Regions from separate parts of the Homo sapiens genome. Here region 1 is linked to region 2. A link is an interaction called in ENCODE POLR2A ChIA-PET data of the cell type or tissue named here. Cell type or tissue: PC-9. All regions are shown on one strand. Links, peaks and the distances in the headings refer to the core of each region. The heading gives the core; the rest is flanking DNA. Region 1 has its middle 5.6 kb from the start of LINC02707. Region 2 holds the start of EHF (ETS homologous factor).

The links. ChIA-PET counts read pairs that join two places held together with the same protein. Peaks named below come from ENCODE experiments on the same cell type or tissue, not always from the same donor. Only the 100,000 strongest peaks of a DNase experiment are listed, where the experiment ranks them.
Region 1: POLR2A ChIA-PET joins it to region 2 with 11 read pairs; 2 of 35 experiments call an interaction of 5 or more read pairs at or near these places.

What each region holds. Positions count from the first base shown.
Region 1 is chr11:34,562,575-34,567,952 of GRCh38, reverse strand. No RefSeq gene overlaps it. Among named protein-coding and RNA genes, the nearest start is that of LINC02707, 5.6 kb to the left of the region's middle. In PC-9, for the core only: CTCF peaks have their summits at 2,089 and 2,300; a DNase peak (open chromatin) is centred at 3,332; H3K4me3 peaks cover 390 bases; H3K27ac peaks cover 2,253 bases.
Region 2 is chr11:34,618,148-34,623,525 of GRCh38, reverse strand. EHF (ETS homologous factor) reads right to left here and starts at 2,433. Exons shown (of 9, transcript NM_012153.6): 1 at 2,298-2,433. RefSeq lists a cis regulatory region at 4,133-4,532. In PC-9, for the core only: no CTCF peak of the experiment used is centred there; DNase peaks (open chromatin) are centred at 2,605 and 4,125; H3K4me3 peaks cover 3,589 bases; H3K27ac peaks cover 4,122 bases.

The DNA.
Region 1 (5,378 bases), core at 329-5,328, 56 kb after region 2:
GGAACAACGCCTCATTAGTAACAGAGGGAATATAGAGCAATGAGAGGTCTCAGCCCAAACTCCTGCCGAGCCTAAGAACCAGCTGTGTCAGCGGAGGAAACAGATACCAGTGAGTCAGTCATACTTAGTATGCACTGACAGCCATCAAATTTAGAGGGCATTTTGTGAATCCACATGGGATTGTCTTCTGGGGCTCCAAATCCCGTGGAAATCACAAGAATAAGATGGAGCCCCTTGGAAATAGTTAACTCCAGAGAATTCATAGCAAAAGGCCTAACCAGGCATAGGGAAGCAGCTTCATTGCAAATGTCAACTCTGACCAATGGGGCCATGCAGGATGCTGGATTGCAATGGGTCTGAGTCTATGGTCACAGAGAGGAGAAGTGGTGTGCACCCTTGTGAACGTGTCGGGAGACAGGGGCTGGCAGCAACCATGTCAGGCATTTATTTGCCATCTCTGGCCCAAACTGTCATGAAAATTTCTCTTCCAAAAAGAGACTGCCCAGGCAACACGAGTCTTAGGCAAAATTGAGAAGAAGATAAAGTTCACTTTTAGCAGACCTCGCTCACTTTCTTCTAACATTCCCCTTCTCCCAGTCTCCATCACCCAATTAACTTTATGTTTTCTCACTAATATCTCAGCCCCTCCATTTTCTCCAGGGAGCTAATGACAAACAATGATTTGAAGAATGTACATCTTAAGGGAATCAAAATGTCCATCCAACGAGCTGGTGCGTGGGCACGGGGACCACCAGATGGTGAGAGGAGAGGAAAGGGATTCTCCTCACTCCCAATCCCATCCCTCCCCCACGGATGTCTCTGACAGAAATCCCTGAATCTGAAAAAAAGGAGAAATCAGTGTTCCCACTGCTTCATCCCACCAGCCCTAACTCTGGTTTCCTTCTGTTACCAGCACAAATACAAAGAGTTTTCCACAAAATCTCAGGAACAGTCCCAAGACCCACGTTAGCCTAACTAGAAGCGTCACACTGGGCCCAAGAAAGAAGTCACGTGACACTTTTTCTGGGTTTATTGCCTTCCTCCAATAACTACCACTAATTCACCTACACCATCCCTTCTCTCACCCCAGACCTGGCTCAAGGTGCCAAGAAAGATAGAAGGATAGAGAAGGAGAAATTCAAATAATGGAGGAAGAACGGACATTGTGTGGCCAACACTTAGATACCAGCCTTCTAAGGGACTTCCATGTGTTCCATTTGACTCTGTGCCATAGACAGATGCCCCTCAGAACCTCTCTTTCTCCTCAAAGTCCCAAGGATTGGCATCCCAAGCATCTGGCTTGCGGTCTCTGGCATCCCTGCCCAGGACTCAGAAGCCCACTGCACACAAACAGGTACATCTGCAGGTGGAAGAAGGAAGGGGATGCACACCCAGAAGCCATCTTTATTCCTCGTCAAGAGGAAGGACAAAGCAGGCTTGGACAAAGGCAGAGGAATATAGACTAGGCTCTCCCTACCTCATGTCTGGGGTAGTACTCTGTCTGACCCAAAGGTGAGACTCCAAGCTTATTGCTATAAAATCTAGATCCAAGCCTAGCAGGCTGAGCTCACTAGAGTAGAGTGCAGTCTTTGTTCTGGCTGCGTATGCTCAATTTGCTTGGGAAGCAGACCCAAGGTCACCCGAGGACACTTTCTATTCTGTTCTGAACCAAAGGAGTTTAGAAGCTACCCTTGCAAACCTCTAGGTCTCTGGACCCACTTCTCTGCCCCCAAACATAGCTAGGAAATTTTTTAAAAATAATGAATGAATGTTAAATAAATGGGTGAACTAATAGCTAACTCAGGCCCTTCAAGACCATAGGCTATCCCCAGAGACAAGCTTCTTTGACTAAATCCTCAGCTGGGAAGGATTAAAGGCCGGTCACCCCACCCTCTGCATGGAGGCAGCTGCTCTCAGCAAGCCTTCTTATAGCTAAGTTAGACTCACCAAGGGATTCTCTGTTACCTCCTACCCAGTCTTTGTCCACCCAGTCAGGACATGGTGCCTCTACTGGGCCAGCCAGCCCAGCACTCATCTGGCCAGCCTGGCTACTCCCTCTTCCCTGTGCCCACCAGGGAGAGAAAGGCAAGTACGTGGCACAGGTGAATTGCAAGGACTGACTTCAGTATAAATCATGGGTCAGTCATTTTTGGCTGAAAAACTCAGCAAGTTACTTAATTCCTATGTGTCTCTGTTTCCTAAACTGTAGTCAGGGGATAATGACATCTACTTCATTGGTATTAGACTCCCTTCACTAGAATGCAAATGTCACAGAAAGGGGCTGCCAGGATGCTTAACCTCAGGGCACACCATTCATAAGGTGGCCCATGTATGTGGCTCCCCCTAGAGTTGTGTGCTGTTAATTGCATGTAGTAGCCCTGCCACCAGAACAGGGATTTTGTCTGTCTTGTCCCTTGATCTAAATTAAGCACCTAGAATAATGCCTGGCTCATAGTAGGAACTCAATAAATATGTGTTGGGTGAATGAATAGAAGCTTTGTAAGGATTTAAGTAAATAATTTTCATAAAAGGACTGTCTTTTGAGTCAATGCTCAATAAATGATAGTAGTGATTATTGTTGTTGATAATGTTATTAAGTATAATGGGAAAAACCTTTCCCCCCAGCCCTGCCTTTTATAAATCCATGGGTGTGAACTTGAATGTTGAGGGCCATTCTCCACCAAGCCTTCAGCTCCAGATGAGAATGGCTTAGCCCACATTTTCTCACCAGGTTACAGGAGACTTTGCCCTTCTCACCTGTCTTGTCCTGGCCTTCCTGCCTTCAGCCCAGCTCTGCCCCTAGTCTGACCCCAAGGCCACTACAGAGCAACAGGACTGCCATCTGGCTGCCACAGGGCTGGCTGTCTCATCTTCATGTAAAAGTCAGGACTTTCCTCTTCTCTGCCTTTTCTTGGCTCCCTCATTTGGCACCAGGGACCCTATTCAGGAGCCCAGTCCTACTCAAAGGCCACAGCTCTTTCTTGGAAATGACACAGACCTGAAAACAAGGGGCTCAAATATCTTTGCCAACAGGGACATTGCATAACAACAGCACCGTGTTCTGGGTGAAGGGAACCCTGTTCCAGAGAGGAGAGGGAATTCTTCCCTCCACTCGGGAGGCTGTGTGGATTTTTAAGCCACTTCTCCTTTGTAGGGACAGATTTGGTTTTGAAAATCAGGTGATCTTGGCTTCAGCCTGCAGGTGCCTCTCCTTTCCCACCGTCACCACACCCACAGGGACAGCCTCCTTTCTGGAGACAATAGGTGGCTGCCACCTTTGTAGAAAATGAAGTGTCAGGAAGGAACCCACCCCAGAAATAGGACCTCCCTGAATGCCTGGGATTCCACTATTAGTGATTCACTCCTTTGAGTTCAGCACCACCCACTCTCTGACTGTCTTGGAAAACACAAATTCTCTTGGTGCGGGGGGCGGGGGAAACACATTAAGCTCCTAACACCTTGAGTGAAGAAATTCATCAGGTATGTTATTTCCTCCTGATGGAAGCAGTATCTGGGTGCTTGGCCCTACATACTATGGGGCTAGAGTGGGGCTCACCAGAATCGAAGAAGAGAGAAGATTTGGAAGTCAAACTAGGTCAGTGTCACCAGGTTTCCCAGAGCCGGGCCTGCCTACACCCTCCAAAGACAGCTGGCTCTGGAGCTGTTTATTTTCATGAGTTGATCACCAAAGGATTAAAAGAGGCAACACACACAAAGGGCCTACCTCCATACCCCCCATGTAATAGATACTTAACAAATGTTAGTCTCTACTACCCCTCCCATGAATGGAAGAATATATTTGTCTTTCTGGAGAGGGCTGGTCTGTGCCTGCCCCTCATCTTCAGGGACAGGGCGAGTCAAAGAAATCAGGTTTCTCTTCCATTCCTTTTTAGAATGTGGGTCCACTTCTACCCAGCAAGTCCCTTCGGCCCATCGCTCCTTTGCTGCTGCTATAGGAGAGAAAGTAAGAGAGGGCCAGGTGAACAGGCTTAAGTGACTGCTCACTGGATACCTGGTTTCTCAGGTCCCAAGGCTATGAGAGTCTGCAGAGTCTCTTGCTTGGCATTGATTGGAAAGCTCTGCTTTCTGATTCTGCAAATTCTCTCCAGAAATCCCAGCCCTGTCTGAAGAGAATTGCAGAGCTGGAAAGGGTACCTCCTTTGCCCTCTGGCTTCCAGTTAGACTCAGCCAATGCAAGGTACCAGCAGGAGACTCCAGGGAAAGAGGGGAGTGATATGAACTCTTTATTTCCCCCACTCCCTCCGTACAGGGCCAGAGTTGTGGCCGTAGCTGTAATCCCCTAGCTACGGCCACAGCTCCTGCCAGGCAGTCCCCTCACCCACGGTGCCAGCAGTCACTAGGTCCATTTACCTAGTGGTGGAAAAGGTGTCCTGCTCTTGCTAGTTCCTGGTGCTTTCCCAGCTCTTACTGATCATCATCCCTCTACCTCCCATCCATCAGGGTCATTATAAGGACAAAATGAGACTACAGATACAGTTTCTTCACAAATATCTGCTGAGAAAGGAAACAACCTTAAGAAAAATCTTCCCTTAGGAAGAGGCCACATAGATCAGGACCACAGTGAACATCGATAGGTCACCCTGTCTATGCTCAGCCAATCCATTCTCAGGATCCCTGGGCTCATGCAGAATGTCCAGATCCACTCTGTCCATGTGCAGCAGCACTTCATCCATCTGTAGAGCACAGATTTTAAAAAAAAAAACTTCTCTTTTTGGCTGTAATGGTCATTTTTAGTCACTTCTCTGGGCAGTGAGAATTTCCCCTCGAAGTCTACACATTGGCTAAGCCAATGAGAATTTGATTTCAAATGTTACACTTCCCCAAAGAAGGATGGAAAATAAACAGAAACAAGTTTGTCCCTTTTAGTCCCTTTCTTTTTGAAATTATTAGATTCACACTTTAAATCAGAATGCAGGTTGTTCTCCCAATCCTGGAGTCTCTGAGTGACCAAAAGAAAAAAAGATGACAGAGCTGCAAAGACTCATAGAGTACAGCATCGAGTATGGCAAGCCCCCATTTTCAGCTAGGGAAATGGAAGCTCAGAAGTTGGAAACGACCTGCTCAAAGTCACAGAGCCTGCATCAAAACTCAGGTCTCCTGGCACCCCAGATCAGCAGCCTTCCCACCACCCCAAGGACACAGGCAGCCTAGCCCCCATTTACCCAATTAGAGCCCTTACTCTGCTGAATTTACTCATGTTTCCCCTACAAGACAGTAAGCTCTATGAAGGCAGGAATCAAGCCTTGTTTGCTATTTATCCCCTGCCTCTGTGTCTGGGGCACTAATTCCATCTTGAATGAATGAATGTTTTGCGTACACATCTCTGTGTTTCTGGACATCAGACATTTTAAAACATG
Region 2 (5,378 bases), core at 117-5,116:
CAATTAATGGGAGCATTTAGGGTACCCATAAACATGGAATCGCGAGTGGGAATGTAGGGCTTTCCTGACGTCCACAAAGGCCAAAGATACTTCCACTGGGAGATCACGATAGACTAATAGATTAAAAATGAAAACAATATGGCTGGGCACGGTGGCTGAAGCCTATAATCCCAGCACTTTGGGAGGCTGAGGCAGGTGGATCACCTGAGGTCAGGAGTTCAAAACCAGCCTGGCTGACATGGTAAAACCCCGTCTCTACTAAAAATACAAAACTTAACTGGGCATAGTGGCGAGCACATGTAATCCCAGCTACTCGGGGGGCTGAGTTGGGAGAATCACTTGAACCTGGGAGGCGGAGGTTGCAGTCAGCCAAGATCATGCCACTGCACTCCAGGCTGGGCGACGGAGACTTCATCTCAAAAAAAAACCAAAAAGGATTGTTTGAATTGAACAAATAGGTGCTTTTTAACCAAAAAAATAACAAATACAATTGAATTTGAGCCTTTTCATAACAAACGAGGCCTGAATCAAACACGTCACCCTACCCACACTACCTTGAGAGGTCTTGATGAAGGCTACCATCTTGCGCGGTCATGTAAGAGAACTTACAGCACAGCTGTTCCCTCAAAGTGACTTTCATTTAAAATGCCTCTGTAAAATATTTTGGAAACACGGTGAAGTATTGTCTCCATTACATTTATTATTTTTTCAAGTTCAACTACAGACCTCCAAATGACTCCCAATTCACATTCCATCATGGTTTTTAAATACCATTAGCCATTTGTGTGAAAATGGTGTTGTCTACATGACTCCATATTATAAGAAGATGGAATTGGTGAGTTATTTCATCATCCCAGAATTTTAGGTCACAAAAAGAGGAAAAGTGGATCCTCTGCAAACTTCAAATGCAGCTATTAAAGTCATCCTTAAAATCTCTTAAGAGCCTTTTCTGATAGTATCTCCTAGCCATGAAATTCTTCCTAATAACGTATCTTCTTCTTTTCTGTTAGAAATAAATTTTTCCCCTGACCCCAGTGGAATTAACACACAGTCACACAGAATCTCTAATTGCCCTTTTACACATTGAAAGACTATCAACACATCTTTACCTCCATGGCTGCAGAACCAACTCCTGAATTAGACTTCCATCAGTAAGTTCTTGGAATCCATTCACTCACTTTCTCCCTGTTACCAAGGTGAGTGCAGATAACCAGCAGAGACACCTGTGAACTTGAACCCAGAAGCATACACTCTCCATCTTAAAAACACACACTCCCACCATCCTGGGAGCATGGTAAATCAGCAAAGATGGACGGTGAAAATGTCGCTTTCTCACCTCAGCCTGATATTTACCAACAAGAAGTTAATTTCCCACTGTTCCCAGATCAGTCCACATTGGGGCTAACACTTCTCCACAATGTCCAAGCAAAATCAAAAGAATCCCTGTCTCAGAAGGCATTTGTTGCTGCTGAGTCACAACTGCCTGTCTGATCATAGTCTCCCAAAATGGAGTAAACAAAGGGTTAGTTTGTCCCCTTGTTACACAGTGAAGCCCTTTGCCAAAACTGATTGTTGTATTTTCTGGACAAAATGGAGTAAACAAAGGGTTAGTTTGTAAACAAAGGGTTAGCTTGTCCCCTTGTTATACAGTGAAGCCCTTTGCCAAAATTGATTTTTGTTTTTTCTGAATTTTTGTTTTTGTAGATATTCAGCTCTCCCCAATACCTCTGCCTGCCTTGGCTGCCTGGCCACTTTTTCCAGTGTGATTGTGTATGTTCTTGCCTATTTCTAGCCATTTTCCAGTCCTGGAACATATTAAAAACAAATTGGCCTTTCCATGTAGCTCATAAGTCAGAAAAATTACCAGCAGAAGACATCTCTAGAAAGCGAGACCGTGTACTCTGAGCCCTAACAGCTACTTAGCCAACCACTTCTTCTCTGAGCTATATCAGAGCCACCTATCTCTAGCTGCCTATTTGTTCCAGAAGAATTCAACCCAGGGGAATGGTTTTGCCACCCAGGCATAGGGAAACGAGGGGGCTTTTAAATTCACAGAGATTAGAAGTCCAGACAATGCAGGAAATTCACAGATAATATCCAAAGTAGCCAACCTGCCCTCCAAAATAAAATTCTGATTTGACCCAGTGAGGTAAGCCCAGGTAAGGTGAGCTTCACTTCCTGCCAGCCGTCTCCAAGAGTCTGTTCTAGTTTCATCTGTCCAGTTTAAAGCAGGCTTCTCTTTCCACTCAAGTGTTTGGATTCCAGATTCAAAAGAAGTTTTAAAAATCAGGACTTACCTCATTTACCTAAAGATTCTGGGTGGGAAATCCAATAGCTGTGGCTGTTGGAGGGGAGGCAGCAGGCTGCAATCTCACCAGCTCCTATAGGGATGGGGCACCACGGGTGTTATCAAGTCTGAGCCCTCATCAGAGTGAAGATAAATGCATATAACAATAATTTTAAATCATTTTGTAGGATGTTAAGCAATAAGCCACCAACCGGGAATTCCCTAAGTCACTTCCCCCTCTTCTGATTGGCTACCCAGCCCTTTAAAAAAATAAAATAAAGGATTACAAACACTGGCTCATTTGCATTTGGCCAACTCACACGTTAGTGTTCAAACAAAACAGGTCTAACCAGGTAATGCCTGTGTCTCAAGAACAGAGAGACAACCTGTTAATGGATGAGGAATTGATTTGGTGGTGACTGTTCTTTTCAGCTCAGAGGCTGTTTCAGGTGAAAAGCACCCTGCTCACCAAAGACACCATCGGGAAGAGGGAATGTAAAAGCAAAGTGAGTAGAAGTCCAAATCTGGAGGAGATGATGGTATGGAGGGGCCCTCTTGAGCACCTGTCTCATTTATTAGTCTGTATTTAGTCCACCCTGCTTTGGCATCAAGATCTTTTCCCTAGCTCTATAAGTACCAGGCTCTGAAGGGGCTCCCAGCAAGTTCCCTCTCCAGGCACCATGACTGCCTTCTTGACAGAGACTCTTGGCAATTCAATGGACTTTGAAAAGCCTATCTCCCCTGGCCCCAGGTAAGAGCCTTGAGAGGTTTGAAAGGGAAGGTCCTGGGAGGGAGGGTACCTTATGAGGAGATGCTTAGGTCAAGCAGTCAACTCTCAAATATGCAAGAGCTGATTATCCGGTTGGTGGATTATCTAGGTTCTTCACTTCCTCTTGACACTTACATGATCTTTTTTAAAAGGTTTATTGACACTCCCTATAAGAGTTAGAGATGAGAAGACCAAAATGCTGAAACTGGAAATAAAAAAGCACAGTTTGGACAAGAAGAAGGTGGAATATTAGGGAGGATCTACGGATTCAAATACCCAGGCAACCTCTATTCCCTTGGGCCAAGGGACATATGGGGAGTTACCTGTACCTGCTTCACTGGGTCACAAATGTACCTTCTCCCATACGGGTGAATGACTGCTCCTAGCAAAGAAAAATACCATCCCCCAACCATTAACTTTCTCTGTTGAACCTTCCAGGACACTGGCCTGGCATGAGCAAAGTGTCTAAGCAGATTTCTTTGACTCAACGGGCCTCCCTTTTGTGGGAGAGGGAAGGGAAGTTGAGATTTGGCAGAGATAAAGATTTTGTGATCAAAACCAAGAAGTTACTTGTGTTAAAAAGAAAAAAAAAGGTCTGCTTATGGTCAAAGGCTGACTGAATAGAATAAAAACTGGTTATTATATTAAGGGGGAACAGTGAGTGTGCAGTAGTATTAGTCTTTTCTTACTTATTTTTTCTAGTTTCTACACAAATTCAGAGGTTTCTGAAAGTGTAAAAGACTCAGTGGGAAAACAAGGGTGGACTTGGGAAGGTCTTGGAAGCTGGGCAGGTCTTGAAGAAGGGCTTGAGGCTTTGGTCAGTGCAGTTTAGGGGAGTTCTAATAAATCCCTCTGCCTCCCTAACCTGCCCCAGACATTCCCACCCTTCCCAACTGTTCAACCCTGTGAACTTGCCAAGGGCCCTGTGAAAATGCAAATGTAAACCCCGCCCCATATACACACTGATAAAAACAACAAATTTCATTATTTCCCATTATCACATTAGCCCCAATTAGTCTATCAGTTCCAGATCTGAGAGCAGGGCCCTGAGGGAATGGCCTGCTGGAGTTTTGCTTGAGAGACAAATCAGGCACAACCTGAAGTAACTACATTCCACCCACTGCAGGGCATTTGTGTGTAGTGATGGTGAAGGGGGGTGGGTGGCGGGGCACTCATGAGAAAAGGGAAGCATTATTGCTAGAGCCCGTGGGACTCCAGGGAAACAAACTTGGCCTTCTTTACACCATTGCCTGAGATTAACCTGAGACAGCAGGGTGGGAGTAGAAGGGCTAGGGTTGTGTGGTCAAGAGATAGTGAACTTCAAATGCAACCACAAAAGTGATGTGGCTCTCTGACCCAGTCCCAATCACCTTTAATTATAGGCCCTGTAATTTATAGCTGAAGAATTCTGGTTAAATCTCCATTTCTTTATCCACTTGTATTTAGTCCATTTTAGATTGGAGGGCTATTGAGACGAGTCATATTGGGGTAGTGATGGTGGGAGGGGAGGGAAAGATGTCACCTCATACTCACAAGCCACTTTATTTGTGGAGGTTTTTTTGTAAATAAAGTACCTAAAAGTGTGCCTGCTACTTGCTGGGTACTTATTAAGTATTGATTCTTCTTTTTACTTGGGTCTTAGTTGAACCTTCCAGAAGAAAAACAAAAATGAAAACAATACCCCTCACCCCCAACCTAAAAAAAAAAACACAAAAAAGCTAGAATTGCAGGTATATTGCATCCATACGGAAAGTCCTTTGGAGTTTGAGGTCTTTCACCCTACTGCCAACTTCAACAAGACAGTACTGGCGATAGATAGATAGATGATAGATAGATAGATAGATAGATAGATAGATAGATAGATAGATAGATAGATGATAGATAGATAATGATGGGATGAGATGGATGTCTCAAGGCCTTCTACTACAAGTCTCAGATATATCAAGTATGTCCTTTATGGATAAGAAGTTTAAAGTGTAATCACAAAATCATCAAACACAGCAGATCCTTAATATGGACACATTGTAAGTTCTCAAGGAGGACTCTGGCAAGAGAGACCTCCAGCACTTGTTCTGTGCTCCTGAATTCTCTGGGGGGCTGATAAAGACATAGCAAAATGAACAGAGTGATAAACAAAGCTGATTGTCTTTATTCTGTGGATGGGAAGAATCAAGAGAGAGAGGCCAAGCAGCTTGCCCTCAAATCAACTGAAACAAACTCTAGAAACCCAATTACTCTGCATAGAAATCTTCCTGGTTGTCCCTACAGGTCAAGGCCCTATCACCCTCTCCAACCTGTGCACAGACACAGAGCCCTTGAGTT